Linked DNA regions of Homo sapiens: region 2 is linked to region 1. The links are chromatin contacts, found by Hi-C or POLR2A ChIA-PET in ENCODE. All regions are on one chromosome and are shown on one strand. The core of a region is the stretch at or near the end of the contact, and the rest is flanking DNA. Distances in the headings are between cores, read along the strand shown. Region 1 overlaps SLC38A10 (solute carrier family 38 member 10). Region 2 overlaps P4HB (prolyl 4-hydroxylase subunit beta).

Region 1 (5,115 bases), core at 472-2,971:
GCTTGCAGAGACCAGCTGCCCTCTGATGACAGGCAAGGCCACAGCAGGGCTGAGAAGGACCACGGCATTTGTAACACAAGGGAGCAGAGTGGGCATCGGGACCCTGCCTGAGGGGCTGTGGCTGAGCCTGGGTGCGTGCGCAGGTCTGGGGCCTGACACGTGTCCCCATGCAGGGCTGTCCCTGGGGCAGGTGTGCCACCGAGGGGCTGCGCTCAGGTCTGTGGCCCGCCAGACAGGCTCTTGACTTCAGCACACTCCTTTGGGTTCGTACCTGCTACTATCTTTTTAATTTCAGCTGCTCGTCCCGTTGAGAGGCATACGGAAGAAAGGCAGAATAGGAAACCGTGAAAAGTCTTTTTCAGAAAGAAGAAAATCAAAAGAATCAAACAGGTTCAGGTAACAGAGCATAGGAATTGGAACCAACAAACATGGCCAGACTAAAACCGGAGACAAAACCCCACATGCCCGAACTCCTGAAGTGGCTCAGAGCTCCGGGAGCCCAGGGGGCGCCTTTTGGCTCTGCCTTCCGCGCTGCAGGTGCAAGGAGGGCGAGCTGCACCTGGAGAAGCCAGGCCGCAGCGACTGGGACGTGGCTGCTGCACCTGCCCTCCCTCGGACCGGCTGTCCTGAGGCCACAGGGCAAGATGCGCGGGCAGGAAGCGTGTGTCTTACGAACATCCTGGGAGGTGCCCGTGCCAGGGCTGGCCCGGAGCTCCCACACCTGCTCCCAGGGGCTTGGCACAGGAGGCTGGAGCGGCTGTGCCCTGCGACCCCCACACAGATCCCTGGAACAGACCCTCTCAATGCTGAGGCACACGTGGACCCCGCATGGGGCAGGGTTGACCATCTTGAGAGAAGGCTTGGACACTGCCACCAAATGCACGTGACTTTTGGTGAGCGGGGGCCCAGCCACACACCCTCAGAGGGCGGGTGGACCCCTAGCCTGGGAGAGGACATGGCACAGAAGCCTGTCCCCAGCAGGCTCACAGACGGGGCTGCTGCTACCCAACTGCATGAGGCCACAAGGAGGGGTCGCAAAAAGCCAACAGCTGAGACCCAAGGGGCGAGAAGTTTGGAGGAGGATTCAGAGCAAGTTTTATTCTCAGGAGAGCAAAGGCGTAAGGAGCTTTCCTGGAGGGACAGGTGACAGATCCCTGTAGATGAACACAGCCGAGCTCCGAGGCCCGAGGGTGTGGGAGCAGTGCTCTGGGCCAGGGCTATGCTAGGACCAGGGCGGGCACAGCCACCCCCAAACTGGGTCCCCTTGGGGCACAGCCTTAAAATAAACCTCCACATCTGGGTGCAGGCACGCCCACACCTGGCTGGCTTTAAATACTCCGAGTGTTAAAACTGTTAACAAACCTGCTTTAAAGACGAAATGGTAATCACAAGCCAAGTGACAATGCCGCAGGTGTTTTAAAGGGGAGCAAGGGAGATAAAACGGTAATCACAAGCCATGTGACGATGCCGCAGGTGTTTAAAGGGGAGTAAGGCAGATAAAAGGTTCCCAGAAAGCAAGCTGCTGATGGGAAGGGAGCAGAAAGCTCTCCGAGGGGTCTGCTCAGCAGGCGGCTGGAAAGAGAAGGGGGGCCTGGCAGGGCTCCCGAGGATGACCTGGGCATCACCCCAGGGCTGGGGGAGGGGGCTGCCGCTCCCTGGGCCTGAGGCAGGCGGCTGTAGGGCGGAGGCCTTACCCTCCAGCTGGCTGGCCGCCTGGTTTCCACCCGCTCGCTCCACGTCCCTCTGCTCGCGAGGCTCGGGCGGCAGCCCAGGCCCTGGAGCCGGCTTCTCCGCTGGGAGGGGAGGCTTCCCACCTGCACACACGGTGAAGACTCAGAAGGTTTTGCAGGAAAGTCAAGGGAGGGTTTGGGGGGTTGGGGGACAGAAGGCAAGGGCGGGACAAAAGGAAGTGGCAGATGTTTCTAAAGTGACACCCCCGTCAGCACAGTTTATATTCAACCTGATGATTACTAGCGAAGCAATAAAAAAATATTTAACAACCTCATAGGCTTGTGGCAATGAGCCAATGGTAACTGCCTTCGCAATTAAAATGCAAGAACTGTCCTAAGCAGCTCTTAGACGGGCACTTAACAACGTGTTACCTGTCAGGCGCCCCCCGCGCCGCCCCCCGTGTGCGCCCAGACACACGAGCACAGCGCGGCACCTGACATTTAGTGGTCTGGCAAACAACTGTGTGACAGATATTACAGTAGCTGTCAGCCACCAGCCTCTTCCTGTCCCCACCAGCTGCCGGGGCCCGCTCCATTTGCATGCTAATCTGGTGCAGGGAGAGAGACTGGGGACTGAGGGAGGAACCATCGATTCTGCTGCCCCTGCCCAGCCTCCCCAGCCCAAGAGGGGAGTGTCTTCCGACACGAGCCCAGGCTGACACCCACCGTGGTCGCTGTCCTCTGCGGGCTGCCCTGTGTCCCCGGCGGCGTTGCCTGGCGGCGGTCCCCCCTTGGCCTTTTCCCCTCCACCCACCGCCAGGCCGTTCTGCTGCTCAGACAGCACTGCCTGGGGCCGAGGATGCAGGCCCCTGTCTCCTGGCCCCAGGTCCTCCTTTGCAGGCTGGACAGCTGGCTGACCATCTGCTTCTGGAACTTTCTGGGGATCTTCAGGAAGATCACCCGCCTCCTCCAAGGCCTGGGCCTGTCCAGGCCTCTTCCCAACCTCTCCCTGCTCCGGCTCTTGTTTCTCTCTTTCTGAGTCGGGCAGAGGCGGCGCCATCTGGCCCTGGACCCCTGGAGCCTTTCCGCCCGCGTGTCTGGATGGAGGTTTGTTCTCTTCTGGCACCTCTCGGTCTTGGCCTTCATCTACCACCACCTTGTCGTGAGGAACAGGAGGCTCGTGGCGGTGGGCCTCGCCCACAGGCACAGCAATCCCTGCAAGGGCACGGGGGACAGATGGGGTCAGGCTGAGGCCCCTCCTTCCCTTCCCAGGGAATTAGAACTGGGTTCTTCCCTGGGTTCTGGCTCCCAACAGTGTGACACAGGCCAACAGATACCACCTCCCCTGCCGGCCTCCCTGCTGCCTGGCCAAGCACAGCTGATGCTAAAGTTCAACAGGGGCAGCTGCAAACAAGTTGCTCTGGGAGGGGCAGGACATTCATCTGAATTGAAAGACAGAGAAAACAAAAAGGACCAGAACTTAGGCTGGGCTGAAGGGAAAAAGATACACACAGCCCTGAGAGCCACCCCGCAGGGTGTCCAGCCTGCAAAGGAGGACCCGGGGCCGCCCTTCCCCATCCGCACCCCCAGCCAGTGCCCAGCACCTTGCCCAGGGCGATCGAGCTGTGCCTCCTCCGGTGCCTCCTTGCCATCTTCCCGTCCAGGCACATCCACGGGCCCCTTGATCTGGGCCTGCTCCAGCTCCTCTCTCTCCTTCGGCAGCTTCGGCTTCTCCCGGCCATCCTCAGCCACGGCCACAACCGGATCCTGGGCTGGGAGCAGGGCACAGTTAGGGAACTGCACTGCCAAGCAGCTCCAGGAGCGGGGCAGCTCTCCCTGGACTGTTACCATATTTTCCAGCCAAATGGCAGAGTCAAAGCAGTTTCTTTTTCCTGTTCGATCATTAGCAGCTAAGTAGCACAGAAAACTGTCATTTTTCATGTGTATTCACAACAAAAATATGTCAAAATGCGATTTACACCTAACTGGGGGCAGGGAGAACTAGACTCCATGTAATACTCAGTCATTACCACCAGATGGCGGCACGAGCCCACCGACCCACTCTCCCACAGTCCCCTCCATTACCATCACCTCCATCATCACCGTCATCACCGTCACCTCCACCACCACCACCACCATCACCGCTATCATCACCATCATCTCCATCCCTACCACCATCAACATCACCATCATCACCATCATCTCCATCCCTACCACCAACATCACCATCATCACCATCACCATCACCATCATCACCATCTCCATCCCTACCACCATCACCATCATCATCACCGTCACCATCATCACCATCTCCATCCCTACCACCATCACCATCATCATCACCGTCACCATCATCACCATCACCGCTATCATCACCACCATCTCCATCCCTACCACCATCACCATCATCATCACCATCACCACTACCATCACCACCATCACTGCCAACCCTACCATCATTGCCATCACCTCCATTATCGTCATCACCACCACCATCTCCATCCCCACCACCATCGCTGCATCATTGCCACCACCTCCATAATCATCACCTACATCACCGTCACCTCCACCGTCACTGCCATCACCTCCATCATCGTCGTCACCTCCGTCACCACCACCACCACCGCCATCACCACCTCCCTGTCCCAGCAAGGCCATATGTCCACTGAGACAGGCGCTGCAGCCGAGGGGGACTCAGGTGAAGCTGTCTGAGGAAGAATTCACACAGAGTCCAGTTCAGAGCAGCAGATGGGGCCTCACCAGCTCCCATAGGAGAAGAAAATGGGGACAATTAGCTTAGCTTTCTACCAGCCTTCTAAGAGCAGCCTGATATGTTAGTCTAGGGAAACAGACAGTTACACTGTTGTCAGTTTGGAGTTGAGAGTCCTAGACAAACTGTAGAGGGAAGGTACCACCCTACTGGGTAATAAACTAGTTAACAGAAAGCAGACGCTAGGCTCTACAGTTTAGTTAAAGTAACAAATTCAACTTTTTTTTAAGATGGACTCCTGCTGTGTCGCCCAGGCTGGAGTGCAGTGGCACAATTTCGGCTCACTGCAACCTCTGCCTCCCAGGTTCAAGCAATTTTCATGCCTCAGCCTCCTGTAGCTGGAATTACAGGAACCTGCCACAATGCCTGGCTGATTTTTGTATCTTTAGTAGAGACAGGGTTTCACCACGTTGGCCAGGCTGGTCTCAAACTCCTGACCTCAAGTGATCCACCCGCCTCATTCTCCCAAAGTGCTGGGATTACATGCGTGAGCCACCGCGCCTGGCCCAAGTGACCAATTCTATAAGCGTATGGCCACCCGCCTGAGCAGGTGAAAACATACTGGTCTCCATCACACGATTAGGCTTCGGCAGAGGCCCCATGCGGAAACAAGCCATAACTGTCAATCAAGAGGGCCTGTCCAATGGATTACTAAGTGAAGAAAGGGAGGCTGGG
Region 2 (4,998 bases), core at 114-2,613, 600 kb after region 1:
GGCATACGAAGTGTGGGTGCCACCTGGGTGGGAACACGCCCAGAGCGCCAATACTCCAGACCTCTGGGTAAGGAAAACGTTCTGGAAATAGGGATGCTGCAGGACGCTCTGAATGTAGTTAATACTTTAGAATAGTTAAAACGTGGCCGGGCGCGGTGGCTCACGCCTGTGATCCCACCATTTTGGGAGGCTGAGGCAGGCAGACCACTCGGAGCTCAGGAGTTCAAGACCAGCCTGGACAACACAGCAAAACCCCATGTCTACCAAAAAATACAAAAACTCAGCCCAGCGTGGTGGCACGCGCCTGTAGTTCCAGCTGCTCGGGAGGCTGAGGTTAGAGGATCACTTGAGCCTGGGAAGCAGAAGTTGCAGTGAGCTAAGAATGCACCACCGCACTCCAGCCTGGGCGGCAGAGTGAGAAACCCTATCTCAAAAAAAAAAAAGGCAAACGGGGCCAGGCGCGGTGGCTCACATCTGTAATCCCAGCACTTTGGGAGGCTGAGGTGGGTGGATCACGAGGTCAAGAGATTGATACCATCCTGGCCAAAATGGTGAAATCTCATCTCTACTAAAACAAAGATTAGCTGGGCATGGTAGTGCATGCCTGTAGTCCCAGCTACTCGGGAGGCCGAGGCAGGAGAATCACTTGAACCCAGGAGGCGGAGGGTGCAGTGAGCCGAGATCACGCAACTGCACTCCAGCATGGGTGACAGAGCAAGACTCTCCCAAAAAAAAAAAAAGGGCAAATGTTGTTACATGTTTTATCATAATTGAAAAAAAAAAAAAAGCTAACAGTCAAAAGCAGTTCTGAGGCGGCTGTGGCAGGAGAGTGGCCAGAAAGCCCACAGCTGAATGCGAAGACCAGGCCACAGGCATCAGCGCAACACCCCAACTTGGCAAAGCTGCAGAACATACCTATTGGGCCAAAGGTGCCAGGAGCAAGGTTCCCTTAACGATAAGGAGAGCAACGCCACCCTCTGCAGACCAACCCCAGAACTAACCTGGGCAGAGCTGCCTGGGGCCACTCACCTTCTTAAAGAGGACAACCCCATCTTTGTCGAGCTGGTATTTGGAGAACACGTCACTGTTGGAAGTGATCCCAAATGGTATGTCATCGATGGCCTCTGCTGCCTGCAAAAACTGCTTGGCAGAGTCCGACTCCACGTCCTGAATGAGGAGGGAGAAGCAGAGGTCGTCATGATCCCGCAGCACCAAGCAGTAGGGCAGACCCTGTAGAGCCCAGGCCAGGGGGGACACGTGCAGAACTGCCAGCTGCAGGCTGTGGACCCCTCCTCAATGGATGACGGAAGGAAGGAAGACTGGAATGCTCTGGTCTCTACCTTGAAGAAGCCGATGACAGCCACCTCGCTGGACTCCACCAAGGACTCTGCAGCTGCGCCGTCAGGCAGGGTGGTGGCAGCCGGGCCCGTGCGCTTCTTCAGCCAGTTCACGATGTCATCAGCCTCTCTGCCAGCTAACCCCAAACAAATGTAGGTTCTACTCTCAAACAGGGAGTGCCGCCTGCCCTGCCGCGCCTGCTCCCGTCTCTGCTCTCTGCCAGCCAGGCTGAGGACACCTGAATCAACCTAAGTAAGATGTTCTCCCACCATGGAAGAGGCCCGGTGCCGTCCGCCCGCCTCCTAAACCCCAGTGTACGTGAGACTGTGGTTGTGTTTATGGGGAGTGGAGAGGGAAGAGGGTGATTCTGTCTCTGAATAACAGGATCACAAACCCATTTTTTTTCTCTGATCTCTCTGCATTTTCTTTTTTCTTTTGACACAGGGGCTCACTCTGTTACCCAGCTGGAGGGTAGTGGCAGAATCTTGGCTCACTGCAGCCTCCACCCACTGGGCTCAAGCAATCTTCCCAACCTCAGCCTCCTGAGTATCTGGGGTACAGATGCACGCTACCACACCCAGCTCATTTTTGTATTTATTGTAGAGACGGGGTTTTGCCACGTTGCCCAGGCTGGTCTTTAACTCCTGTGCTCAAGCAGTTTGCCCACCACGACTTCCCAAAGTGCTGGGATTACAGGCATGAGCCACCAATCCCAGCCCTTTTTTTTTTCTTGGAAGACAGGGTCTTGCTCTGTCACCCAGGTTAGAGTGCAGTGGCATGATCATGGCTCACTGCAACCTCGAACTTCTGGGCTCAAGCAATCCTCCTACCTCAGGCTCCCAAGTAGCTGGGACCACAGGCATGTGCCACCACACCCAACTAACTTTTTTTTTTTTTTTTTTTTGAGGCGGAGTTTTGCTCTTGTTGCTCAGGCTGGAGTGCAATAGTGTGATCTCGGCTCACTGCAACCTCCACCTCCCGGGTTCAAGCAATTCTCCTGCCTGACCCTCCCGCGTAGCTAGGATTATAGGTGCCCGCCACCACACCCGGCTAATTTTTGTATGTTTAGCAGAGACAGGGTTCCCCATGTTGGCCAGGCTGGTCTCACTCCTGACCTCAGGTGATACACCTGCCTCAGCGGTCTCCCAAAGTGCTAGGATTACAGAGGTGAGCCACTGCGCCCAGCAATGTTTCTTCTTTTTTTTTTTTTTTTTTGAGACGGAATCTACCTCTGTCGTCCAGGCTGGAGAATGCAGTGGCGCCATCCTGGCTCACTGCAACCTCCATCTCCCAGGTTCAAGTGATTCTCCTGCCTCGGCCTCCCAAATAGCTGGTATTACAGGCGCCCGCCACCATGCCCAGCTAATTTTTGTATTTTTAGTAGAGACGGGGTTTCACTGTGTTGGCCAGGCTGGTCTTGAACTCCTGACCTCGTGATCCGCCCGCCTCGGCCTCCCAAAGTGCTGGGATTACATGCGTGAGCCACCATGCCCGGCCAATTTTTCTATTTTTTGTAGAGATGGGGTTTTGCCACGTTGCCTAGGATGGTCTCAAACTCCTGGGATTAAGCAGTCCGCCCACCTCGGCCTTCCAAAGTGCTGGGATTACCGGGATGAACCACTGTGCCCAGCCCTAGCTAATTTTTGTATTTTTTGTAGACAGGGTTTCACCATGTTGCCCAGGATGGCCCTCTGCATTTTAAAAATTTTATTTTTTGAAACGAAGTCTCACTCTGTCACCCAGGCTGGAGTGCGGTGGCACGATCTCAGCTCACTGCAACCTTACCTCCCAGGTTCAAGGGATTCTCCTGTGTCAGCCTCCCAAGTAGCTGGGATTACAGACGTGCACCACCACGCCCGGCTAATTTTTGTATTTTTAGTAGAGACGGGGGTTTCACCATATTGGCCATGCTGGCCTCGAACTCCTGACCTCAGGTGATCCACCCGTCTCAGCCTCCCAAAGTGCTGGGATTACAGGCATGAGCCACCGCACCCAGCCTGTCCTCTGCGTTATCTAAATTTTCTTTGACATGTACATCCATCAAACACATGTTCTCACCCAGGAGTCTGACAGCAGGCCTCATTTTAGAGAGGTGGACAGTAACTCAAAACTCAGTGCCAGTTTTCTACCTCTGGGAACAGGCTGACGCCCCGCCCACCTGACTCCCGCGCCTCCTAACTTATCCCAGGCGTTTCGGGAGTTCTCGCCAATGGCCCACCCTCCATGCCTCCCAGACCAGGAAGAAGATGACACACTTTTATGCCACCAAAGGCGGTCAACTGACAGGAAAGAAACTTCCTCCTCCTGGGAGACTGAGGCTAAGGAATGATGCCTCTCCTTTTTCCCTCCTAGAACTTGACTCCCTGGTCCGAATCGGGAAAACCCCATTCAGATGTAGAAGGATTCCACCAGTGCTAACAAGACGGTCACCAGTGACAAGTGGATTTAGGAGTGCTCATCTCATCTGCAAACCTGAGTGTTAGTGACAGAACCACGGTGACTTTGGACAGAGCACTTCCCGTTCCAAAAGTGAACATGAGTAAAAAATGAGAACATCAATCACGCCTGTAATCCTAGCACTCTAGGAGGCCGAGACGGGTGGATCACGAGGTCACGATCGAGACCATCCTGGCCAACATGGTGAAACCCCGTCTCTACTAAAAATACAAAAATTAGCCAGGCGTGGTGGTGCACACCTGTAGCCCCAGCTACTCAAGAGGCTGAGGCAGGAGAATCACTTGTACCCGGGAGGCAGAGGTTGCAGTGAGCAGAGATCGCACCACTGCACGACAGAGCGAGACTGTCTCAAAAAAAAAAAAAAAAAAAAAAAAAGGAAACATCAAAACAGCCAAGTGAGAGGCAACCACAGAGCTGCTGCCACTAGAACAGGACAGGGCACACCTGCTTAAGGGGACAAAAGGAAACATCAAAACAGCCAAGTGAGAGGCAACCACGGAGTTGCTGCCACTAGAACAGGACAGGGCACACCTGCTTAAGGGGAGAACCCTGCTAACACTGGAATGAGCTGCTTTCGGGCTACCCACCATGAGCATCTGACATGCCACAGAACCGGTTTTATAGACGAGTTTTCTTTTGCCACCGTCACTGATCTGGCTACACAGGGGCTCGGCCTCCACTACGGCAGCTTCAGAGGCGGCAGACGAGCAGCTGAGGGCCCGTGCTACAGACGGAGCAGGGCGGGCTTGGATTCGAGGTCTGCTACCGACAGGCTCGATGCTGTTACTCAGCTGCTCTAAGCCTCAGCCCTTTGTCTGGGAAAAGCCCGCCTCACAGAGAGGATGCGAGGAGAAATCACGCAAGCACGTGACGCGGCAGCTGGCACGCTACACACGACAGCTAGCAGGTGTCACCCCGAGAGCTACAGCCATGCTGCTGCTCCTAGGAACAGGGGGCAGCACAAACAGCCCATGTGGCCAGAAAGGCACCAGTCTCCCTCTCCTCGCTGGTCAGTCTCCAAACAGACCTCAGCCAGCCGCCCCCAGGATGGCACCAGACAAGACAGGTTCTCCATTCGAAGGTTCTTCCAGGATGAAAACTCCTCACAAGACCCTCAGGGCACAAGTGGACAGAGAACCCGGCCTGAGGAACGGGATCCCTCCAAGCCTCTGGAACCCGGCCTCCCCACCGCTCAGACAGCTG

The links. Hi-C counts contacts between places; a loop is a spot of excess contacts on that map. ChIA-PET counts read pairs that join two places held with the same protein, here RNA polymerase II (POLR2A).
Region 2: POLR2A ChIA-PET joins it to region 1 with 11 read pairs in A673. The contact joins two enhancer-like sites. A Hi-C loop is called at or near these places in 1 of 168 maps with a recorded cell type or tissue (breast epithelium). POLR2A ChIA-PET finds 5 or more read pairs at or near these places in 2 of 52 experiments (A673 and GM10248).

What each region holds. Positions count from the first base shown.
Region 1 is chr17:81,249,799-81,254,913 of GRCh38, forward strand. SLC38A10 (solute carrier family 38 member 10) reads right to left here. Exons shown (of 16, transcript NM_001037984.3): 12 at 3,275-3,442; 13 at 2,397-2,885; 14 at 1,695-1,814. Among named protein-coding and RNA genes, the nearest start is that of NDUFAF8, 13 kb to the left of the region's middle. RefSeq lists enhancers at 1,883-2,550, 4,909-5,115. Within about 2 kb of position 1,722, at least 3 of the 41 ENCODE cell types and tissues checked have a DNase peak (open chromatin) inside an H3K27ac peak, as active enhancers do.
Region 2 is chr17:81,854,113-81,859,110 of GRCh38, forward strand. P4HB (prolyl 4-hydroxylase subunit beta) reads right to left here. Exons shown (of 11, transcript NM_000918.4): 3 at 1,341-1,474; 4 at 1,030-1,167. Among named protein-coding and RNA genes, the nearest start is that of P4HB, 3.9 kb to the right of the region's middle. RefSeq lists an enhancer at 1,365-1,864. Within about 2 kb of position 1,364, at least 3 of the 41 ENCODE cell types and tissues checked have a DNase peak (open chromatin) inside an H3K27ac peak, as active enhancers do.